3 separate regions of the Mus musculus genome follow, and all the other regions are linked to region 1. A link is a loop called in an ENCODE intact Hi-C map of the cell type or tissue named here. Cell type or tissue: heart. All regions are shown on one strand.

Evidence for each region. A loop is a pair of places that touch in the nucleus more often than their neighbours do. Peaks named below come from ENCODE experiments on the same cell type or tissue, not always from the same donor. Only the 100,000 strongest peaks of a DNase experiment are listed, where the experiment ranks them.
Region 2: it touches region 1 in a loop (2.5-fold over the local background); 4 of 42 quality-filtered maps call a loop at or near these places.
Region 3: it touches region 1 in a loop (4-fold over the local background); 5 of 42 quality-filtered maps call a loop at or near these places.

What each region holds. Positions count from the first base shown.
Region 1 is chr2:29,973,924-29,981,923 of GRCm38, forward strand. It overlaps Sptan1 (spectrin alpha, non-erythrocytic 1), which reads left to right. Exons shown (of 57, transcript NM_001177667.1): 2 at 4,454-4,693; 3 at 6,154-6,279. The coding sequence starts at 4,457. Among named protein-coding and RNA genes, the nearest start is that of Sptan1, 12 kb to the left of the region's middle. In heart, a CTCF peak has its summit at 3,611 (motif pointing left); no DNase peak of the experiment used is centred here.
Region 2 is chr2:29,887,368-29,895,367 of GRCm38, forward strand. It overlaps Odf2 (outer dense fiber of sperm tails 2), which reads left to right and starts at 2,623. Exons shown (of 21, transcript NM_001369060.1): 1 at 2,623-2,844; 2 at 3,399-3,635; 3 at 4,819-4,909; 4 at 6,077-6,202. The coding sequence starts at 3,604. In heart, a CTCF peak has its summit at 3,338; DNase peaks (open chromatin) are centred at 2,324 and 3,054; H3K4me3 peaks cover 2,505 bases; H3K27ac peaks cover 2,510 bases.
Region 3 is chr2:29,864,720-29,872,719 of GRCm38, forward strand. It overlaps Cercam (cerebral endothelial cell adhesion molecule), which reads left to right and starts at 4,775. Exons shown (of 12, transcript NM_207298.2): 1 at 4,775-5,006; 2 at 6,304-6,414; 3 at 6,556-6,673; 4 at 7,844-7,978. The coding sequence starts at 4,819. 2600006K01Rik (a long non-coding RNA gene) reads right to left here and starts at 5,692. Exons shown (of 3, transcript XR_003954007.1): 1 at 4,841-5,692; 2 at 3,853-4,651; 3 at 3,632-3,676. In heart, a CTCF peak has its summit at 4,393 (motif pointing right); DNase peaks (open chromatin) are centred at 4,442, 5,302 and 5,472; H3K4me3 peaks cover 2,601 bases; H3K27ac peaks cover 2,428 bases; H3K27me3 peaks cover 393 bases.

The DNA.
Region 1 (8,000 bases):
CAATTCACCTACCTACCGAGGTACAGGGCTGTGTCTTGCTGAGTTGTTTGAAGTCAGCCTGTAGTAGTGAAGAGAGTTTGGCTTCCTTAGGGAGCATTCTGCGAAGCCCAACTGATTGGTGATACCTAGTTGAATATCTTTAGTTAGCAGATTATTTGTCATTCTTGTCACAAATCTAACATTTGCCTTAGAAGTAGTTTTACAATATGGAGAAAGAGAACCATTATCCAGCCCCCAACCCTACTCCTTGCAAATTAATTTTTGAATTTGCTTGGTCATTTAGTCAATAAGCATATATGTTTATTCTGAGACAGGTTTTCACTATGTAGTCCTCGCTGGCCTAGAACTTAGTCTATATAGACCAGGCTAGCTTTAAATTTAGGAGAGCCCCTGCCTCGGCCTTCAAAGTGGTGGGATTATAGGCATGCTACATTATACCTGGCTTAAAGTTGTATTTCTTTCAAATTGCCTTTCTTACATTTAAATGTTTAGAAACAATCCTTGTTACCATACCAAGAGAGTTAACAATATGTACAGCAGAGCAAACTCAGTTTAAGAACATAAAAAGTAAGGGTAATGTCCACAGGCGTTGTTGGTCCAACTTCAGAGTGGGTAGTTATTAAGATGGCCTTCTCACCCATGGTTTATCTGACTTCCTCACCTTAGGAGCAGAAAAGAAAAATTAGATAGTCCAGCAAAGGGAAACTGTTCCTAACTAACATTTCTGGTTGGATCCCCAAATTTCCTACTGAAGATGAGTTTTTACTTCCCAGTCTCTGGGTTTTTTCCCCCGTGTAACCTGCTATCATTCCTACCCAGTTTTTTGTAGACAGGAGTCTAAACTTTCTTTGAGCAGAGCATGATATTGGAACACAGTAAGAGCACCTTATGTCTGTAAATACTTGCTGATGCTAGAAGCAGTCAGGGTACAGGAAATCAGGTGGGACTCCGTTCACAGTTCAGCCTGCCTCTAGATTTATCTCCTGGCTTAGCCTTAAAGCTCATCCTCCTAAGACGTTTTTCTAATTTTGACCTGAACAGTATACAGACAAATCATACAGACCGTGATTCCACACACACAAGACACTAGGAGCCTTCTCAGCAGGACAGTTCTTCACTGATGCAGTACACAAACTAGAGGAAAGCAGGAAACAGACTAAATGAGCACTCTTAACTGCCCTTACACCAGAACTAGGAGTTTCAGACAGTAGGTATCTGCTCACCAGGAGGAAGTAGGTCTAGGTGCTCTGCTCCTTACAGTGTAGTGCAGCAGAGATGGGGCAGGGGGTAGATAGGGCTTGGAACATACTTATTTCTATGTATCTTGAGGTATGTATAGGGCTTCCCAGGGAAAGAAGGGATGGGACATTCTAGGCAAAAAAAAATTATGCACAAGCCAGGCATGTCTAATCCCAGGCAGGAGAACCCAATGTTAAAAGTCATCTGCAGCTCCATGAGGAGCTTAAAAACAAAATTGCTTTGGAGTTTTCTAGAGAATTGTGTTTTAGAAAAGGACTTTTTTCCTGGTTGGGGAGGTGGCTCAGGGTAAAACAATTGTTAGGAAGTCTAGGCATAGCATTGTGCTCCAGTGACTCAAGTTGGGTATAAGGGGAGCTGTTTGGGCAGCAAAGTCAAGTCAGTAAGCTACAGCTTCAATGAAGAGACTGTGTGTCCGAAAATAAGGTAAGATGGGGCAGGAGAGATGACTCAGTGCTTTTTAGAGCTGTGGTCTGTACCCTTCCTTCCCTCCCTTTTTCCCTTCTTACCTCTTCTTACTACCACCATCCAATAATAATAATAAATGTATATATACTTAAGATGCTTATTACATATATGTATTTGTTATGTCCAGGGGTGCTCCTGTGCCACCGTGTGCATGGAGATCAACAGACAACTTGTAAGAGTGGGTTCTCTCCTGTCATGCGAATCCTGAGAATCAAACTGATCATCAGGCTGGCAGCAACATGCTTTGACCAGCTGAGCCATCGCATGCATTGGATGTTTTATTTAAAAAGATAGAGGAAAGTGCCTGACAAAGTTGTACACTTGGAGGCACATATGCACACATATAATACATGCACACACGTGTGTTTGTGGCTCAGTGGTGGAGTGCTGCTTAGTATTCAAGTGGTAGATGTCCTGTACCATGGAAATGAGACCACCAAACAAGTAACTCCATAGCGTATAATCTGAAAGACACAGCGCTACAGTTAAACTCACCTCAGGGCTTCCCGGGAAGGTATCATCTTCATCAGAACAGTCCTTGAAGCTGGTAAAGGTGCACACAGTTCTCACTGAGCAGTATTTCCTGTGAGTGTGGCAGCACCTTCAAGGGTTTCCATCCCAATCCCGAGCCTGCCAGACATTCCCTCGTCCTGCAGTAGCAGGAAATGGGACAAGGGAAAAGCTCCCAGGTATTGCTGGTAGCACAGTTTTTCTACCTTTTACACAGTTCATTATTAGAATAGGCTCTGGATGGGACTTTACTGTCATCTGCCCTACGTAATGTACTCAGGATCCCCTCTGAAGACTGTACTTTGTTTTGACACAGTCTCACTCTAGCCTAGGTGTGGGCCTAGTGTTTGTTATGTTTGCCAGACTGGCTCAGAACTTGTGGCAAACCCTTCTGCCTCTTCACATCAAAGTGCTTAGATTTCAAGCATGGGCCGCTATTCCCGGCACAGGCTGTGAGTATTTATTGTGTATGTGAATGTGTATGTGATGAGGGGATGTGGAGACAACTTTGTGGAATTGATTTTCTCCCATATCTATATAGATTGTAGCCGTCTAACTTAGATTGTCAGCCGTGAGGTATACTGAGCCATCTCACCAGCCCTTGTTTGTTTTTTATGTGTACCTGTTTGTGCCTGGTGTCCATGAATTCAGAGGGATATATTGAATTTCCTGGAACTGGAGTTATAGGTAGTTGTGAGCCTGCCATATGGGTGCTAGGACCCTAACCTGCCTCTTCTGGAAGAGTAGCTAATGCTCGTAAGACAGCCTCCGAGCCATCGCTCCAGCTCTTCTTGTTTGCTTTTTGAAGCATCTGACTGGGATTCAGGCTAGCCTTGAAATCTCCATTCTTTCGCCTCAGCCTCCTGAGAGAAATTCATTGATGTTGAGAAATCAGTTGATTGATGGGTATATGCTAAAGACTGTACTTTTAAAGAGGGAAAGGTCACTTGCCATTCTTAGCCACTCTAAGCATAGTAGGAAAGGTCATGTATTGCTGAATTTTAGAAGCTTTATATAAAATTACATCTATTTTTCCTGTGGTCTTAAATGACTAGAGTATAAAATGGTTTCTTTTTCTCTTTGATGCTGGCATGGAACTGATAACCTTGCTAGGCAGTTGCTCTACTGTTGTTCTCTATTCCCATGGTGACTTAATTCTTATAAGATCTAAGTAGCATTATCTTTGTTTCTCACATAATAGGTAAAGTTCTCTCCTTGACATTAAATTTGGCAAAACTGCTTAGAAAATTGCATGTTTAACATGAGGTAGGGTTTAGGGACCTGAGAGATGGCTCAGCAGTTAAGAAATCTCTCCCATAGGTCTTGTAATGGGATCTGATGCCCTCTGCTGGTATGTCTGAAAACAGCAATGTACTCACATATATAAAAGAAACAAAATCAAAACAAAACAAAATTAGGGTTTAGTGAATTTACACCAGTCTTCACAGTTTCTGTGATAAATAGGAAAGCTGGTTTAAATGAGAGTAAATTAGAGGTGGGAAATATATCTCAATTTTGTTAAAGTGCTTAGCATGCACAAGACCCTCAGTGTGGTCCCCAGTACAGCATAAAACCTGGTGTTGGTAGAACATTCTTGTAAGCTCAACACCCAGGAGGGTCAGAAATTCAAGGTTATCTGTAATTACATAACAAGTGGCCAGCAGTGACATGACACCTCCCTTTTTAAAAAGTCACCCTAATGGTGCTTGTACATTTCTATAATCCCAGCACTCAGGAGGCAGAGGCCAGCCTAGTCTATAGAGCAAGTTCTATGACAGCCAGGATTACACAGAACACCAGTCTCAAAAAACTTAAAAAAAGTAATTCAGACATCTACAATTCAAAATCAAGATAAAAAGATTTGTTTTGAGTAACATTTATGAATTCTTCAAATATCAATCTTTCCTTTGAATCTTGAAGCCCCTTAGCTCTTCACTTTAACTACTTCACTTTTTGTTGCTATCAAAACCATCCTCTGAAGAGCCAGAGTAGGAGGTGCTGTGAGGAGTAAATAGACAGCTCAATGGGTCTCAGCCTGTGCGTCTTGACCCTTCAGGGGTTGCCTAGGACACTGAAATAACTTGTTCATATGGGGTTTTTCCCTGGAAGAGGCTACTTCATAGTTTGCTTAGATTTTTTGATTCCTTTCCTTCAGAGAGCTTAATTCCATTACATATCTTGTCTGTGGAGCTTATTTGCAGTCATTCTGTCTTTTCAGAAAATGGATCCAAGTGGGGTCAAAGTGCTGGAAACAGCCGAGGACATCCAGGAGAGACGACAGCAAGTCCTGGATCGGTACCACCGCTTCAAGGAGCTCTCTACCTTACGGCGTCAGAAGCTGGAGGATTCCTATCGGTTCCAGTTTTTTCAAAGAGATGCTGAGGAGTTGGAGAAGTGGATTCAGGAGAAGCTTCAAGTTGCATCTGATGAGAACTACAAAGACCCAACCAACTTGCAGGTATGTCTGAGTACCAGCAGTTCTTGCCTCTCAAAAGTCAGGGGCCCAAAAAAGGTTGGGTAGCTATAATGTAAGTCAGACACATTGTAAAGACCAACTCTGTGCTCTGAGAAGACCCTAACATATGAGGGGTTGGGGCGGAGTAAGAGTGGCTTTCAAGCATGAGGTTTTCTTTTCGGTATACTTTAAACTCGTGATTCTCAACCTTCCTAATGCTGCAGTTCCTCATGTTGTGGTGACTCCCAACCATAAAAGTATTTTTGTTGCTATTTTATAACTGTAATTTGCTACTATTGTTGGATCATAATGTGAATATCTGTGTTTCTGATGTTTTTGCTGACCACACAGCTTGAGAACCACTACTTTAAACTGATAGTTCTATTTTTGGGATGGTGGGTGGGGGTTTGAGGCAGGGTTTCTTTTTTTTTTTTTTTTTTTAAGATTTATTTATTTATTATATGTAAGTACACTGTAGCTGTCTTCAGACACTCCAGAAGAGGGCGTCAGATCTTGTTACAGATGGTTGTGAGCCACCATGTGGTTGCTGGGATTTGAACTCCAGACCTTTGGAAGAGCAGTCAGGTGCTCTTACCCACTGAGCCATCTCACCAACCCTGAGGCAGGGTTTCTCTGTGTAGTCCTGGCTGTCCTGGAACTCACTCTGTAGACCAGGCTGGCCTCAAACTCAGAAATTCGCCTGCCTCTACCTCCCAAGGGCTGGGATCAAAGGCATGTGCCACCACGCCCGGCTGGATTTTTAGTTTTTAATACAGGGTCTTCCTGTGCTGCCCTAGCTGCCCTGAAACTCAATATGTAGACCAGGCTAGCCTCAAACTCAGAGATTTACCTGCCTCTTCTGGTGTGTCTGCAGAGAACAACAGTGTACTTGCATACATTGAATGAATGAATGAATGAATGAATGAATGAATGAATGAAAGAAATGTAGGCAAGGTTTAAGCAAGTGGAATGTGAATGACTGAATTAAACAAGGTAAACATGAAGCCAGGCGTGGTGGTGCACGCCTTTAATCCCAGCACTTGGGAGGCAGAGGCAGGCGGATTTCTGAGTTCCAGGACAGCCTGGTCTACAGAGTGAGTTCTAGGACAGCCAGGACTACACAGAGAAACCCTGTCTCAAAAACAAACAAACAAACAAACAAATGAAAAACAAAAAACAAAAAAACAGGGTAAACACTGAGAGCTAGGAAAACTGAGTGTGGTCTTGTTTCTCTAGATAAAACTGCTTTTCCATAGACAATAAATTTAAATATTCTATAGTGTCTTGCACCTGCCATGTTGAAAGTGCTCACAGGCCAGGGTTGTAGAGATACATAGCCTTTGTATTTGAGTGGTTGCCTCCCTCACTAGAGCAGATGGGAATGAGGACAAGGGACCTTTGGTGTGGGGACAAGAGGAGTGTTGTGTGGTAACACTTGGGGCTTACTTGTGTTCCACTACCAGGGAAAGCTGCAGAAGCACCAAGCCTTTGAAGCTGAAGTACAGGCTAACTCAGGAGCCATTGTGAAGCTGGACGAGACAGGAAACTTGATGATTTCTGAAGGGCACTTTGCATCTGAAACCATCCGGGTAAGTAGGAGTACTATCTGGTCTGAAAGCCTCCCCTGCAGGAGCGGTGAACACTTTAGAAGCTCAGCTTTTCCATACTCGAGACACTACATCTTCTAGTGAAATCCACAAGCCAGATATTATTATGATTGAAAGCAAGACTGGAAGCCAGGGTTTGTGTGTGTGGTAGGAACAGTATTAGTATTCTTGCAGTAGAGTGAGTCAGCATATGTTCATTTGTTAAAGAAGGTTGGTAATACTATTATTTAGTATTAAGGGAGAGAGTACACTTTTCTCTTTGCCATGTTGATTTTCTCAAAGATACACTTTTATCTGGCCTACCTTGGATGCCCTTTTTAAAACTGTAGTTTCTGTTTTTGAATTCTATATGTGTTTGTGCGTGAGCACTCAGACTCAGAGGATGCTGGATTCCTTGAGGCAGGAGTTAGAGGTGGTTGTGAGCTGCCTGTGTGGGTACTGGGAACTGAACTCAGGACTCTAACAGAGGTATGTATACATCACTAAGTCATCTCTGAAGCCCTTGGATACATAGACTTCTTGTTTGTCTGTATGTTTTGTTTTCTTTCTTTGTATCAGGATCTAGCTGTGCTTCAACTCTTGTCTCGGCTTCCCAAATGCTGAGATTATAGTGTGTGTTACTTCATCAAAGACCTTTGTGCCATATTTGCCCTGCTGGCATCTTACATGCTCTGGGTATTCTGGAATGAACTTTACTGACTTTTTGGGTGAATCTAAGCATTTTTTTTTCTTTTTTTAGATTCAAGACACAGTTTCTTTGTGTAGCCCTGGCTGTCCTAGAACTAGCTTGGTAGACCAGGCTGGCCTTAAACTCACAGAGATCAGCCTGCCTCTGCCTCCTGGGTGTTGGGATTAAAGGTGTGCAGCACCATGTCCAGCTAGGAACTGTTAATTATTAGTAATGATTTTAAGGAAAGGGAGTGCTGGTTGTCCTATGACCAAATGGTTAATTATATTGAACTCATTTGGCTAGTGTAATACATCTCTCAATTAAATACAAGTATTTTCCATCGTTATTAGGTAAATGAAGTCAGTTGGCTTCTTACTTCTGAATAGACGTTTTCCTGGGGTATATGGGACTGTATAGTATAACCTAGCTACAGATAGGCCCAGGAGAAACAGATTTAAGTGTTTTGACTTTTGGGAATCATCTTGGGAGAGGGAGTATCCAAAGCTGAGTTCATTTGTGCCCCATTTTGAGAGCTTGTCAATCAACTATATACATTGTTAGTTAGCATTTGTCAAGTTGCTATTAGTAGCTAGTAAGGTACCGCAAGACACTTGGCTGATGTTTATAATTTTCATAAGCTTGCAAGGTTTCTATTTCTCTGTCACAGAAGGGTAGACATACTAAGGCGTAGAGAATTTTGTGTAACCTGCCCAGTGTTCCACAGCTGAGAAGTAGGGTTTCACGGTGCTGCTCTTTTCTGGCACAGTCTGCTGTATTCCGTGCCTGTCATCATTCTTTCTAAAATTCCTGTTGGTGCATCTCTGAAAGCTCCCACTGCTAGCTTATGCCTATATTGAGAAGTGACCTGAGTCAGACCCAGGCTTTCTTTCCAATCCAGTCAGTTCTGGTGTTTCTTAAATGCTCTTGCTGCCCTGCCTGCTCATGTCCTGGACTGTCGGCAGCTTGTGTAACTGGGTTTTCTCTGACGCTCAGGGCTGGGAAAGTTATGCGAGCATCTGAGTTGTGACTTGAC
Region 2 (8,000 bases), 87 kb before region 1:
CTTCTAGCACCTCAGGAATGACTCCTCTTTTTATTATTTTTGGCTCTTTGAGACAGCGTTTCTCTGTGTAACCTTGGCTGTCCTACAAGTAGCTCTGTAGAATAGATTGGCCTCAAACTCATAGAGCTGCATGCCTCTGTCTCCCAAATGCTGAAATCAAAGGTGTCTGCCACCGCCGGCCGGACTTCCTCCAATACCGTCCATTTTCAGACCTTTTATTGCAAAAGTCAGAAATAGCTGACTAACAGGGAGGACTGTTTAGACTGTTTAGTATGGAATAGACAACATAAAAGCTTTCCTTGTCTGGTTTCATTAGTATGATAGGTCATGTACTCCTCTGAGACTGAATGGCAGGTGCTAATGTGCCTTGAATGTAGCACGGACTTAGTTCAATGAATAGGGACATGCTAAGACATGAGCAACAATTCCATTTGGAAGTAGCAAAAGGATATTTCATTATTTTAACTAAATCGAAAAGTCTTGCTATGTAGACCACGCTGGCTTCAAACTCCTGACCAAATCAACTTGTCTCAGCCTCCTGATAGAATTCTGAGATTATAGCTATGTACCATCGTGTTTACAAAGGAGACACTTTACAGACATGTTTGAGCTGCACCTTGAAGCAGGTTGTTTATCTTAGGCAGCAAGAAGCACACATACATCTGAAGGCAGACCAGAAGGGCAGCTAAGGGTGGGAAAGTGTGTAGATATTAAGGGAATTTCATTTGGTAGATTTTTTCTCTATGAAATAGGGAACTTGATGTATGGAATGCAGAAGAGACAAAAGTTTGGAAAAGCCTCTGTTGGTAATTGTCTAGAGAGAACTGCTGGACAGAGTGGAGACAATGATTCGTGGAGATTATAACACGCACGTGTTACTGAAAATTGAATCTAGGATTTTGCTCAGGTCAGGCAAGGGTTCTAACTCGGAGTTCCTGTCCCCAGCTGTATGCTCTTGCGGAACCTCAGGATGGTAGAGATAGGTAGGACTGAGGGATACAGACTGGCCTTCAACTAACTCATGGCCATCTCCCTCCTTCATTGAGATTACTGGCATGAAAAAAAGAAGAAGAAGAAGAAAGAAGAAAGAAGAAAGAAGAAAGAAGAAAGAAAGAAGGAAGAAGGAAGAAGGAAGAAGAAAGAAAGAAGAAGAAGAAGAAGAAGAAGAAGAAGAAGAAGAAGAAGAAGAGGAGAAGAAGAAGGAAGAAGAAAGAAAGAAGAAGAAGAAGAAGAAGAAGAAGAAGAAGAAGAAGAAGAAGAAGAAGGAAGAAGAAAGAAGAAGAAGAAGAAGAAGAAGAAGAAGAAGAAGAAGAAGAAGAAGAAGAAGGAAGAAGAAAGAAGAAGGAAGAAGAAAGAAGAAGAAGAAGAAGAAGAAGAAGAAGAAGAAGAAGAAGAAGAAGAAGAAGGAAGAAGAAGGAGAAGGAGAAGGAGAAGGAGAAGGAGAAGGAGAAGGAGAAGGAGAAGGAGAAGGAGAAGGAGAAGGAGAAGGAGAAGGAGAAGAAGAAGAAGAAGAAGAAGAAAGGCTCGGCTTGCTGGTGTACTCCTATAACCCCAGCAAGCAGCAGAGATAGGCAGATTTCTGCTCAAACGCAGCAAGTTCCAGGCCAGCCAGGGTTGCACGCACAAAATGAACCGTCAAGGGTTGACGAACAAATATGACATGGTAAGACTGCCCTGCCGGCTGTGGAGGTGGGAAGGTAGTTCACGCTCCAGGGAGGAGCTGGTGGGAGCACAACTACTGTGTTGGAGTTAAGGTGTCAAGGAAATGAGGTCTACCCAGCCCGGAGGTTGTTAAAGTCTCCCAGAATCCAGGGCGGGAACGTGAGCCTCGTGACAGTCCCCCACGATTGGCTAACAGGGAAGCATAGTTGAGAAGATGGCGGCTCAGCAGAGAGAACCTCAGCAGAGCAGGTCCGTATAGAAGCGGCGTACGGTGTGCGGGAGGGCGGCAGGGGCGTGGGGAGTGCGGCCTCTTCCTTCGGTTTGGGGCGTGTGGGAGAGGGGTACAGTTTGTGGAGTGTGCACAAGTTGTCTGCACTGAGCGGCCGAGGCATAGGAATGGCTTTCCAGAAGCCCCAGCCTGTCGCTTGTACAGACGCCCTCTGCGTCCAGCTTCCTCCTGTGTTTCGAGGGGAGCGCGTTAGGGTTCAGGATTCAGGAGGACCAGGGCAAAATGGCGGAGGGGACTCGGTGGCCTGAACGGTGGGGCAAGACCAGGCCGGCTGGCGCGGGAGGCGTCGCGTGTCTCCCTGACGACGGGGCGGTGGACAGGCCTCGTGACCCAGAAGTGGGCGGAGCGTCCCCGTGTGGGGCGGGGCATCTCTGTGACGCTGGGGGCTGGGCCTAAATGGCGAAACCCGAGAGGCTCCGGGGGGGGTTTGAACTGGCCAATGGGCGAGCTGCCGACCGGTTGTCGGAAAAGGAGGCGGAAGCGGGGAGGAGCCGCCGCGGGAGCCGGACTGCATCCGCCGCGGCGTCTCCATGGCACGACCCTGGCCTCCGACTTCAACGACTTCATAAGGAGACGGTTCTGGGCGCAGCCGTGCCGCTCTTGGTGAGAGGCCACGCGGCGGGGCAGGGCGTAGAGTGCCGCGGGTTCAAGCCCCGCGCTCCCGGGGCTGGCTCGACCGGGCACCGTCCCCGAGTCTAGGCGCGCTCCTTCCTGCGTCCGAACCCGGCCCGCCCCGCTCCTCGTTGGGCGCGGGCCCTTCCTCCTCCCGCTAACGGGCGGGCCGGCCGCCTCCGTCCTCTCCGGGCCATCGGCAGCGCTCTTTCCCTCCTCTGCTGTCCTCGGGCAGGGCTGCGCCCTTCTATGGGCAGAACCCCGTCCCCTCTTGCCCGCTGGTGGGTGGCCGTGCGCCCCATCCTCCCCGGAGGCCACCCCTGCTCTCTGCGGACTGGGCCGCAGCAGTTACATGCGCTCGGGGTGGGCAGGCCTCCGGGGACCCTCCAGACCAGCTCCAGGGATGTGGGTGATCCAGGAGCGGTCTGGCTCTCCATGCCGCCCCGCCTAGGCCGCCGCTCCACCCCTTCCATCTATTGGTTCTCCCTGGTAGCTATTCTGCCGGGAACGCCCCTTCACCTAGGAGACAGTTGCCCAGGCACTGTCCCGAAGATCCCTCCAGCTCCCTGTGCGGGTTCCCGCCCCTGGGGGGCCCACTTGGGGCCTAGCAGTTCTCACCTTCTTCGCACTCCAGGCAGCCCTCAGGTTTAAACCCTAGTAGCCGTCGGCCCGCTATTCTTCCCGGGTGGGGTCTGGGCATGCTGGTCGTTGTCCTCCTTTCAGTGACGTGGCCCCTCACTGTCCTGCCGCGCCCTCCACCTGCCTCCTGGCGGCGCACTCGGCACCCCGCAGGTCGCTCAGCCTCTCCTGTCTCCCTCCCTCCCCACTTTGGCAGGACAGTTGCTGTGCGACTTGGACAGTAGAGGAGCGCCTCCCAAGTTTTCATCCAACTGCCACCCCCAAAGCTTCCACCCTCCTCCCCTCAGAGAGAGGACGTTTGATGCCCGGCCCCTGAGATTCTCATTGGCCAGCCCCTCTGGGTCCCCCTGAGCAGAGCCTGCCGACCCAATTGCCCATCTTTGCGGCTTTGATGCTTAACCATGTCTGCCTCATCCTCAGGCGGCTCCCCCAGGTACAGCCAATGTGGGGGGCGCCTTTGCAGTAGGGCAGGGAAAGGTGGTCAGGGCTCCCCAGGCCAGGCTCAATGGAAACTTTTTTTTAGTTTCCCAGGTACTGAAAGTCTGGACCCAAAACACTTGAAAGTGACTTTGAAAGGGGAGGAGTAAAGACTCCCCTCCCCCGCCTACAGCTTACTAGTAGCAAACAAGATCACTCTTAATGCTTTGAGTTCAGCTTGGCTTCAGACTCACTAGGTAGTCAAGGTTGTGCTTGAATTCCCGATTCTCCTTTCTCCACGTCCCATGTGGTGGCTTAAAAGCGTTTCCCACCATGGCACCTCTAAACTAGTGTTAAAGTGAGCAGAGATATTATAAGTAAGTAGAAGGGGGGAAAACTTGAGGTTCTACTTTGAACAGTCTTCTTCCGAGTGGCCGTCCGGCTCGCTCAGTAGTTGTTTGTGAGCCGAGCAGAGTGCAGACCATGGTGCTGTTGCTTTAGGTTTCAGTCTTCCCCCTGAAGAGCTGGTGAGGTCGGCAGAAGGCTATCTGGGAACTGTGAGGAGGCAGTGGGCTAGGTTAGCTTTAACCATTGCAGACCGTTCTCCCCCAGCCGGGACTCTGGCTGGACTGCTGGTCTGGAGCACAGTATTGGCTGTTTTGCACTTGTCGTATTGGGCTGCATATGTACAAGCAAGGCTCTGGTGTGGGCAGTGAGTGGACCACGTTGGGAAGTGGGGTCTTCGTATGCTTCAGCAAGGGTGTGAGCCTTCCTTTTACAAGCTGGTGTCCCAGTGACTTTGCTCCTGAGCTGCATGTTTTAGGTTAACCTGTCACTGAACGCTTCCCCAGAGGAGCTTGGGGACTGTAACCCTTGTTGAGACTGGTGCCTTGGCAGCTTTTTTTTGGGTCACCTGATTGGAGATGACAGGTAGGCTTTCAGCACAAGGTCACAATACATGTGATGCGATGGCAGGTTTAAAAGGCCAGCCATGCAGACAGCCTACACCTGGTATCACCCTCCTGCTGAGCACACCATGCGCGCCTTGTGCTCATCTACAGAGAGCCAGGGGACTCAAGACTGCTGCTCCAAGCTGCCGACGCAATAGCCACCACATGCAGTGTGCCATTTCCCAAGAGCTGAGAAACAGGAGAACCTTGGCTTTCTGCTCATAATCTGGTTCTTGTGCCCGGGTGCAGGTTTCCATCGTGTGGGAAGAACGGAGTAACGAGTCTCACACAGAAAAAAGTCTTGAGAACACCTTGTGGCGCACCCAGTGTAACTGTTACGGTAGGTGACCCTCACAACGGTACCATCAGAACTGCTTCTGCAAGCCTTTGCTAGGGACTGCCCAGGTGCTCTGTATGGAGCTGGGAAGCATGGCCTGCTTGCTGATGAAGGAAGGAGTCAGGTGTGAGGAGGTTGTCTTGATAGCCTTCCAGGGACATCCCAACATCTTTAGAACAGATATTTTAAAAAGAAAAAAAAAAAGAAATAAAAGCATGAGAGAGAGGTGGGATGGGGGCTGCCGGCGGGCAAGGCTGTTCCTGGGGTCCAGCTCTGCTCACGTTTTCTCTGGAGTCTCTACACTCTCCTCACACTTGGCATCCCCACTGGCCTCCTCTGTGCCCTAGTGCCTTGCTTGCATGTGGCCTGCATGCATCTGCACCTTAACCATTTTGAGTGTTTCCCACACTAACTCGCATGTCTGGTTGGAAGATACAGCTTTGCAGCCGACCTGCACTAAGTCCAAGGCGGAGCTGCCCAGTCCGTCTGGCTTGGGTGGAGCTGCAGCTCTGAGGACCCTGCTTGTGCTTTTAGAGAACCTTGTCCTGAGCGGACCTGGAGGCCTTCAGCTGAGACCTCTGCAGAGTCAGCCTGAGTGTCACGCCAGCCGTGCTTCCTGCCTGCATGCCAGTAGTTGGTAGCTGTCCTGCTCACTTGGTGGCTGAGCGTTCAGGTGTCCCCAGAAGCCTCTGAGCTCTGTTTTCATGCCTAGTTTACTCATCCACAGATCCATCTTTTTTGTGTTGCCCTCCCCTGCCTGCCAGAAGTGAACCATGAAGGACCGATCTTCAACTCCCCCCTTACATGTTCACGTGGATGAGAACACTCCTGTCCACGTCCACATAAAAAAACTCCCGAAACCGTCAGCAGCCAGCAGCCAGGTAGGAGCATGGCAGCGGGGCGAGGTCATGGCTGCAGATCCTGTCTCCCAGCCCAGTCTCCTCCCACTGCTGACTCCAAAGGTTTGGGAGACACATTTTTTTCTGGAGGTCAGTTGCCTGGTTAGAAGGTAGGCCTTTGGTTCCCAGCAGCAGCAGCAGCAGCAGCAGCAGCAGCAGCAGCAGTAGCAGTAACATTACTCAGAAGAGGCCCCTCTGCAAAGGTGGCATATGCCACCTGAGTGACACTGGGCAGCTGGGCCTGGAGATGACTCTAGTTTTGTCCCCACAGAAATCTCATAAGCGCGGAATGAAAGGGGACACCGTGAATGTACGGCGGAGTGTCCGGGTGAAAACCAAGGTACCTTGGATGCCCCCTGGAAAATCATCTGCCCGGCATGTGGGATGCAAGTGGGAGGTAGGCTCAGTCTTGTTCAGGCTGCTCTTCTTGGACTGGTCAGTCAGATTCTAGCAGGCCTCAGACTTGGTATGATTGCAGAGATTCCAGTGAGCCTCATTGACTGGGTGCCTTTGTAAACCCTGTAACTTATGGCACCACTTAGCCTCTTGCAGCTTTGCTGGGTGGTAGATCCTGCTGTTCCACTGTAGACATGAAACAGCTGGGAGCTGACATGCCCGGAGTCTTACAGAGAGAGCAGCAGAACTGGAGTTAGGACGCTGTCTCATTTTGGAGACTGAACTCAGCCTCTGCTTTGCACATAGATTTACATGTCTGTCATAGTATCTGAAGTATAATTAACATGGAGGATGTTTACGTGTGCATGTGTACATAAACCAACCTATAAAATAGCCAAGAAAATGTTGCTGGCCATATAGATGATGCAAGCATTTATCCACACTGCTTTGGAACAAATGGAGTATCTTCAGTATTAATACCCAAGATACTGTGTCTTATGCTATATCTTAACAGTGTTTATCCATGTACCTGCTCAATCACTCACCAACTCATCCACCCACTCATCCATCCATCCATCCATCCATTCACCCACTCATCCATCTGTCCATCCATCCACCTCCAGCCTTAATAAGCCATCCATATAATGAATCACACACGGTACATTTCTTGGGCTTGCCCCGCATTGTCAGCACGGGTTCTAGCTACAAGCCTGCCAAGACATGTTCTTTGTCAGGTGTGGTGGCACACGCCTTTAATCCTAGCACTCGGGAGGCAGAGGCAGGCAGATTTTTGAGTTCAAGGCCAGCCTGGTCTACAAAGTGAGTTCCAGGACAGCCAGGGCTACACAGAGAAACCATCTCAAAAAAACATCTCAAAAAAAAAAAAAAAAAAAAGAAGCTAAAATAGTTTTCAATTCTGTTCTGAACAAACTCCTTCCTTAATCAGTAGAAGTAAAGACTTCAAAATAATGCTTCGGTGTGTTGCCAACACCTTTAATTCCAGCACACGACACTTGGGAGGCACAAGCAAGCAGGTGGCTCTCTGAGTTCAAAGCCAGCCTGGTCTACTCAGCAAATTCCAGGCCAGCCAGGGTTAACATGGCGATATCTTGACTCATACAAAACAAAACTTGCTTAGCCTGCTCTTTTAGAGTCAGTCTTTTTCTTATAGTTGCTACTCTGAAAACGAGAAACCCCCAAGATGGATGTAATTGTGACATTCATAATCATCCATGGATTTGCAGTTCATTCCCAGGGAACCTGGGTACGCTCCGAAGTGCACGGAACGCGTTATGAGCAGTATAAAGCACAGGAAGATGGGCATCTCCGCCCGGGGGTGTAGCTGACTTGAGTGTATGCTTAGCAAGGCCTTGGGTTGGTTCAGTGCCCTATATTGCTTGCCTTCCTGAAAGGCACTGGGTCCTCAAAAGAAGGCTGAAATAAAAATGCTCCCTTAATATTATTTTATTACCTCAGTAGTAACCATTGAAAAGTAAAATTTCTGAGCATGGTTGTACACTTCTTGAATTCTAGCAGTCAGGAGGCAGAGGTAGGAGAATCCCTGTGGGTGTGAGGCCACCCTGGTCTACAAAGTAAGTCCAGGATAGCCAGGGCTTGTTACACAGAGAAACCATGTCTCAAAAAACCAACTGACCAACCAACCAAAAGAAAAAAAAAACATTTGAAACATCATGGTGAATGCCTATAATCCCAGCTTTTGGGAGGTTGAAGCAGGAGGATTGCTAAGAATTAGAGGCCAGCTAGAACTTAGTGAGGCTTTGTTTCGAAATCAAAAATAA
Region 3 (8,000 bases), 110 kb before region 1:
TTCTCTCAGGGGCCTTCCTTCTTTTCTTCCTCCTCTTCCTTCTTCTCCTTTACACACACACACACACACACACACACACACACACACACACACAATTATATAATTTATTCATTTATATCTGTGAGAGATGTGTATGTATATTTGTGTCTTCCTTGATTTCTGTCCACATTATTGTATTTGTTTTGAGACAGGGTTTCTCTGTGTAGCCCTGGCTGTCCTGGAACTCACTATGTAGACCAGGCTGGCCTCGAACTCACAGAGATCTGTCTACCTCTGCCTCCTGAGTGCTGGGATTAAAGGCGTGTTCCACCACTTCCTGCTTCACTTCTTTTCATTTTTTAAAAAATGTGTGTGTGTGTTTGCAGGTTTGTATGTGTGCACATGCAGGTTCGTGTGTATGTGTGCAATATATACCATAGTGTATTGGGGGATCCTGAGTTCTAAGATACTCTGCAATTAAATAGCAAGACCAGCTTGGGTCAGGCATGGTTGTGCAGGTTTATAATCTACAGTCAGGCCTGTCTCAGAAAAACAAGCAAAACACACAGGGCTTAGCATGGCGTGACTCAGTGCCAGAAGACACCCTCAGGCGATAGTTCTGCCCTGCATCTCATCTGAGACAGTGTCTCCTGTTTGCCTCAGCATGCACCAGGCTTCCTGGTCCAGGAACTTCTTGTGGTTCTCTTGTTTACCACATCCCTGTAGCTCTGGGACCACAGCTGGGCATCCAGCTTTAATTGGATTCAGGGAATATGAACTCAGATTCTCGTGCTTGCACGACAAGCATTTACTCATGGAACTTTCTCCTCAGACCTCCATCTTAGCTCTTGAGTTTTACTGAACCTGGGCTTCCTGAATTGGCTAGATCAACTAGCGAGCACTATTCAGGTCTTCAGGGATCCACCTGAACCCCTTGGATCTGGGTTATGTGTACCTGTGCCCAGTTCTTATTTGAGTTCTGGGAATAGGAACACAGATCCTAATGCTCTGTCTGGCAGGTATGTTACCAACGGAGCCACCCCGAAGTCCATGCCTGTTTTGTTTGTTTTCCTGAGACAGCCCCGAGAGTCAGGGTAATAGATGTGCACCACTATGTCGGACCTGAGCTGGTCTTGCTATGTAGTTGTAGGATGTCTTAGAACTCAGGATCCCTTGCCTCTGGCTATCCAGTTCCAGAAAGCTTTTGCTTGCCGGGCAGTGGTGGCACACACCTTAACTCCTAGCACTTGGGAGTCAGAGGTAGGAGGATCTCTGAGTTCAAGGCCAGCCTGGTCTACAGAGTGAGTTCCAGGACAGCCAGGGCTGCACAGAGAAATCCTGTCTCGAAAAACCAAAAAGAAAAGAAAGAAAGAAAGAAAGAAAGAAGGAAGGAAGGAAGGAAGGAAGGAAGGAAGGAAGGAAGGAAAGAAAGAAAGAAAGAAAGAAAGAAAGAAAGAAAGAAAGAAAGAAAGAAAGAAAGCTTTTGCTCAGAATTTTGAGCCTGCAAAGACCAAGGTCGAGATCCAGAAGATCTGCTGTCTGGTGAGGACCTGTTCCTCACAGGTGGCATTCTTGTGTTTTGAAGACCTCTCTTGAGTCTCTTTAATTTTTACCTTTTTACCTCAGGGGCGGTGTGGGTGGGCTGGTGGTAGTGGTAGTGTATCCCTTTAATCTCAGCACTTGACCAGCAGAAGTAAACAGATCTCTGAGCCCAAGGCCAGAGGTCTACAGAGCAAGTCGCAGGACAGCCAGGGAAACCGTGTCTCAAAACAAACAAAGATGTCTTTTATTTTATGTGTTTGCCTATTTTGCCTGCTTGTATGTATATGCACTGTGCGAGTGCCTGGTGCCTGCAGAGCCAGAAGATGCAGTTCCATCCCCTGGAGCTGGAGTTATAGATGGTTGTAAGCCTCCATGTGAGTGCTGGGAATTGGACCTGGGTTCTCTACAAGAACAGTCAGTGCTTTTTAACTGCTGACACTGTTTTTCAGCCCCACTTTTTTTTTTTTAAAGATTTATTTATTATATATAAGTACACCGTAGCTGTCTTCAGATGAACCAGAAGAGGGCGTCAGATCTCATTATGGATGGTTGTGAGCCACCATGTGGTTGCTGGGATTTGAACTCAGGACCTCTGGAAGAGCAGTCAGTGCTCTTAACCACTGAGCCATCTCTCCAGCCTCTTTATTTTTTAAAGATGTATTTATTTTATGTATATGAGCACACTGTAGCTGTCTTCAGACACACCAGAAGAGTGTATTGGATCCCATTACAAATGGTTGTGAGCCACCGTGTGGCTGCTGGGAATTGAACTCAGAACCTCTGGAAGAGCGGTCAGCGCTCTTAGCTGCTGAGCCATCTCTCCAGCCCCCCACTTTTTATTAATTGATTATTGTTGAGACAAAATCCCACTGTAGCTCAGCCATGACATCCTCCTGCCTCGGGTTCTCAAGCTCTAGAATTACAAGTGTGATCTACCAGGCTATGTCTGAGCCTCAGGCCTGGTGCCTGAGGAAGCCAGAAGCCTTTGTATCTCCTAGAACTAGAATTACAGATGGTTGTTAGCTGACAAATGGGTTCTGGGAATTGGTCCTTTGTAAGAGCAGCCAGTGCCCTTAACCCCTGAGCCATCTCTCCAGTCTCTCCTCTGTCTCAGTACCATGACACTGGTGATTAGGTTTCAGATATGAGTGTTGCAGGGTGGAGGTGGGGTCACAAGCACTCTGACCACAGCACCCCTGTCACTAATAGAGTGGGCAGTGGCTCTGGGTGAGTAGGATGGGGACAGCTTTAGAGAGAATCCACAATGGGGACCAGCAATCCCTGTGCCGGAGACTGCCATGCAAAAGAGAGGACGCTGCCTTCCCCCTTCCCTCCAGGATGTTTTCATGGGCCCTTCTCATTGCAGGACCATTGGCCTGGAAAGAGTCCAACAGGAAGCTGTGACCAAAGCCAGGGTAGAGATCTGAGTCCAGTGTCCAGCCCCCGGGAGACTGTTCATCATCAGGTAAGCGCTTTCGTTGTTGAACCTGCTCCTTCCATCCTCTCTCAATAGAGGGAGTGTGTCCTTCCACTTTCCTAGTGTCCCGAAGAGCTAAAGAGCAGCTCTATCTAGGAAAGCAGACCATTCAGGCAGAGGGAAGGTAGATGGATGCAGAGGCCTGGCTCAGGCTCCCTACCCAGAGAGAGAGAGAGAGCGCGCCTCAAGTGCATTCATGCTCAAGGTCTCCCTGTAGCAAACCTTCACATTAGCCATCATCAGTCAGGTTTTACCTGTGAGAATCAGGAGACTCAGGGAAAGTGACTGTCAGAGATTGGTGACAGATACCCAGCAAGAATATCTTAAGCCCCTTTCCCTCATCCTTTTTTCTCTCCTAAGAGAGGTTGGAGATTCCCTTTCATTCTAACAGAGTCCCAAGATTTGCTCTGTCCCAAAGGAGGCTGTATCTCCTATTTTGGAAGCGGGATGGGTTGCCATCAGAGGTTCTGTGGTGACCCCTAAGTCCTACCCTCAGTCGGAGTGGGCTCTGCTTTATTATTACCATCATTATCATTATTATTTATTTGTTTAAAGACTTATTTATTTATTATATGTAAGTTCACTGTAGCTGTCTTCAGACACTCCAGAAGAGGGCGTCAGATCTTGTTACAGATGGTTGTGAGCCACCATGTGGTTGCTGGGATTTGAACTCCGGACCTTCGGAAGAGCAGTCAGGTGCTCTTACTCACTGAGCCATCTCACCAGCCCTTATTTATGTTTTAATGTTGTTCCCCTTCCCAGTCCTCCCTCCAGGATCTCCCCAATCCCACCTCCCTCCCCTTCGCCTTTAAGAGGGAGCTCAACCACCCACCCACCCGTTGTTCCCTCCTCACCCTTCTAGTATCCTCCTTCTTGGCGCATCAAGCCTCCACAGGACCAAGTGCATCCCCTCCCAAATAACTCTTCTTTCAAAAGAAAAAACAAACACATTGTGTCAAACGAAATGCTCCTCAGAGTCAATGTGATGATGTTGCTTAGGTCTTATTTGGGAAGTTAAAGATGCAATCTTTAATTTTATTGTATTAAAAAGCAATTGAAGCCGGGCGGTGGTGGCGCACGTTTTTAATCCCGCACTTGGGAGGCAGAGGCAGGTGGATTTCTGAGTTCGAGGCCAGCCTGGTCTACAAAGTGAGTTCCAGGATAGCCAGGGCTACACAGAGAAGAAACCCTGTCTCGAAACAAACAAACAAACAAACAAACAAACAAACAAAGCAATTGAAAGAAGGGCTTTGCTTTAAGGGCCGGAGCCTGCGGAGGTGATGCGAGGTCGCGGAAGTGGCCAGATCAGCTGCACTCAGTCCTCTCCCCCAAGCTTGGGCTTGCTCTCCAACTCATCGCGTCATCTGCTGGGTATGTGGAGTTACTGCCTCAGGCCGCCAGAGGGCGTCTCAGATGGAGCAGGGGGCGGGAACCTGGGCTCCTCGCGAAGACTGCAGCCTCCACGGCTGAGAGGCAGAGAGCCGGGAATCCCGGGTGTCAGTATTCCAGGAGTGAGATGAACGCCCATGGTACAAGCGGTCCACCATGGCCCACGGATCCTTCCTTCCGTGCCAACGCCTTCCGAGGTCCACACGGAGAAGGCGGACCCCAGGACGCGTCTGGAGCAGGTGCCTAACCCTGGACCTCTAGGGCCTGGGCGGAGAAGAGGACAGCGGAGCGTACAGGCGCCTAAGAGGGGCGCAGGGGCCCCAAGGCAGTAACCACGCCCCTCTAAGACCCCGCCTCCATGCCCCGCCCATCCCGCCCCCTCCCTACTGTGGTGGGAAACCCGGGGCCCTCCACAGCCACCGAGTCCCGCCATGCACGTTGCGCGGCTCCTACCTCTGCTGCTCCTGTTGGGGCAGCAGCTCCGGGCTGCCAGTGTCACAGAGCCGACGCTACCCACCGTGGTCCTTGCCATCCTGGCCCGCAATGCTGAACACTCTCTGCCCCACTACCTGGGTGCGCTGGAGCGCCTGGACTACCCCCGGGCCAGGCTGGCCCTCTGGTGAGAGATCCAGGGGTGGGTGCATATGGGCATCAAGCCCCAGGACCCAGGAAGGCTTTTGACCTGGAGGCCTCATTACTTCTGCCCAGACACAACCCGAACAAGCTCCTCCCTCCCAGACAGCCCTTCAACAGTATTCCTAGACCCCGCGGGGCAAGAATAGACCTCTGAGGCCAGGGTTCAGCCCAGGGACACTCACCCCTCCTTTGGGCTCCCTACATGTCTCGGGCGTCCCCGGCTTCCCGGGTTTCCCCTGGGTTTCAGTTAGGCCTGTCCTTTCTGACCTAGCCCTTGGGGCTCGGCAGTACATCGCAGTAAAGACCTGTGGTCTGCCTGATGTGCGGTAGAACAGACTGAACCTCTGGAATCCCCTGGGGCCCAGCATAGAAAGGATCAGTCAGACTGGAGGTTTCTAGAGAGCAGGTGGAGGGAACCCTCAGCTCCAGGCGGCATGCTCGGGTGCCCTTCTGAGTGGTACTGCTAAGCTTCTCTGGGTAGAGAGAGGGGCTGGCTGGTTCTGATAGCCAAGGGTGTGGTCTCATGGGACGCTGGGATCAGAGGTTGCAGTACCCTGTCTAAAAAAGTCAAAACAGGGAGGAGCCTGAGCAGAGGCTGGAGATAGAGTACTCCTCACAGCACACCAAAGTTGGGCTGGGGTGGAGCTGTGGCCTGGGGAGGCTGCCCACAGCCACCACACTTGGGGAGTTAGTTAGTTCCCACCCCTGTAAGACTTGACACGTAGTTCTGGGGAATTGGCTTAAAGGAACAGCATCGCCTAAAACCTGGGCTCTTGGCTAAGCCTTCCACCTCCATTACTAGAGCCCCCTCCCCAGCAGAGGGAAAGCTGTGCTCCATGGTAACAGAACTTGGATCACCACTAACACTTCTCAGGGGTTGTCGGAGCATGGTGTGAGCCTAATTACAGCTGGGGGGAGTTAGGTAAGGAGAGAAAGGCAATGACTGTTTTGTCTGATTCTGAGCTGGAAAAGGCCTGATGTGTGGAGCCATGAAGAGGGACGGAAGTGAAGGGACGTGGCAGGTGCAATCTTTAAGCTCAAGGGACTTTTCAAGTGCACTCAGGCCGAGGATGGCTCAGGGGTCAGGGGCTTGCTTGATGTGTACAAGTCTCTGGGTTCAATTCCCACAGTACAATGCACAAAATTAGAAGGACAGACGTGAAGCACAGAGAGGCATGGACCTTGCCTGAGGCTACACAGGACATCCTCCAGCACCTCCACTGGAGCGCACAACTCTGCCCCATCGCTCTCAGGACAGTCATTCTGTGTTGTGCTCACAGGTGTGCCACAGATCACAACATGGACAACACCACAGGGATGCTCCGGGAATGGCTGGCTGCTGTGGGTCGGGACTATGCGACTGTCGTCTGGAAGCCTGAGGAGGAGGCCAGGTGGTTAACCGAGGGCAAGGGTACTGGAAGATGGTGAACAGCTATTCCCCAGGGCACAGCCCCCAGAGCACGCATGTCTATTCTATGCAGAGAACGAGAGGCCCCTCTCTCAAGAGAGCATTTCACCTTTCTCCACTTCAGGTCCTACCCAGATGAACAGGGTCCCAAGCACTGGACCAAAGAACGGCATCAGTTTTTGATGGAGCTGAGGCAGGAAGCACTGGCCTTTGCCAGGGACTGGGGAGCTGACTACATCCTGGTAAGAAAGCCTGGCTACAGAGTATGGGGGAGGCCTCAGGACCTGCTTCCAATAAAGTCTGGTTATAACCAAACTGTCTATAGGACAGATCTTCTGAAGACTGAGCTGAGACCCCTGTATTTAAGCTCACACTAGATACTAAGCCTGGCTCCTTGTACAGGTCTTAGGTTATATGCTGTTCCTAGATTCCTGAGCTTTTGTATGCCAAGAGTATAAACTGAGCCTGGATCCCTGGATTAGAGCTCAGAATAGAATTTTTTTCCAATATTTTTGTTATGTTTGCTCACTGGGTTTTCGAGACAGGGTTTCTCTGTGTAATCCCGACTGTCCTGGAACTCATGCTGTAGACCAGTCTGGCCTCAGAGATCCTCCTGCCTCTGCCTCCCAAGGGTTGGGATCCAAAGTGTGTGCCTCCACCACCTGATTTACTTTTGTTTTTCAAAGGTGGGTGTCTTGGTGCATGCAGCCCACAGAGGGCAGAAGGGGGCCTGGAAGCGAACTCCACTTAGTAGTGAGTCACCATTGGGTCAATGGGTTTCCAACTCAGGTGCTCTGCAAGAGCTACCAGTCCTTTTTTTTATTTTCGAGACAGGGTTTCTCTGTGTAGCTCTGGCTGTCCTGGAACTCACTCTATAGACCAGGCTGGCCTCGAACTCAGAAATCCGCCTGCCTCTGCCTCCCAAGTGCTGGGATTAAAGGCATGTGCCACCACCCCCCAGCACTCTTTTTTTTTTTTTTTTTTGGTTTTTTGGTTTTTTGAGACAAGATTCTTAGATCTGCTACTTGCTCTGCTCTAAGCCAGCATCTCAGAATGGCCCTTTGTCAGAAATGGTTAGCCCCTTCTCATATCTGTATCCTGTATCCTGTATCCTGTATTATGTATGTATGTATGTATGTATGCATGTATGTATATATAAGTGCACATGCCATGGTATGTGTGTGCATGTCAGAGGATGGCTTTCCAGAGTTGGTTCCTTCTACTGTGTGGGTCCCAGAGACTGGATTCTAGTTGTCAAGCTGGGCAGCAAGTGCCTTTACCTTTCTAGGCGCCTCTCTCTGGCCCTGGTTAGATCTCTGTGTGCTCAGAGCTACTCTGAAGAAATTCCCCCTCAGTGAACTCTGGTCCCGAGTCTGAGACAGGATTCCCTGTGACACTGTCCTTCTCCAAAGTTCGCAGATACAGACAACATTCTTACTAACAACCAGACACTGAAGCTTCTCATAGATCGGCAGCTGCCGGTGGTGGCCCCGATGCTGGACTCTCAGACCTATTATTCCAACTTTTGGTGTGGGATCACTCCACAGGTGAGACTGGGTGAGGCCCCAA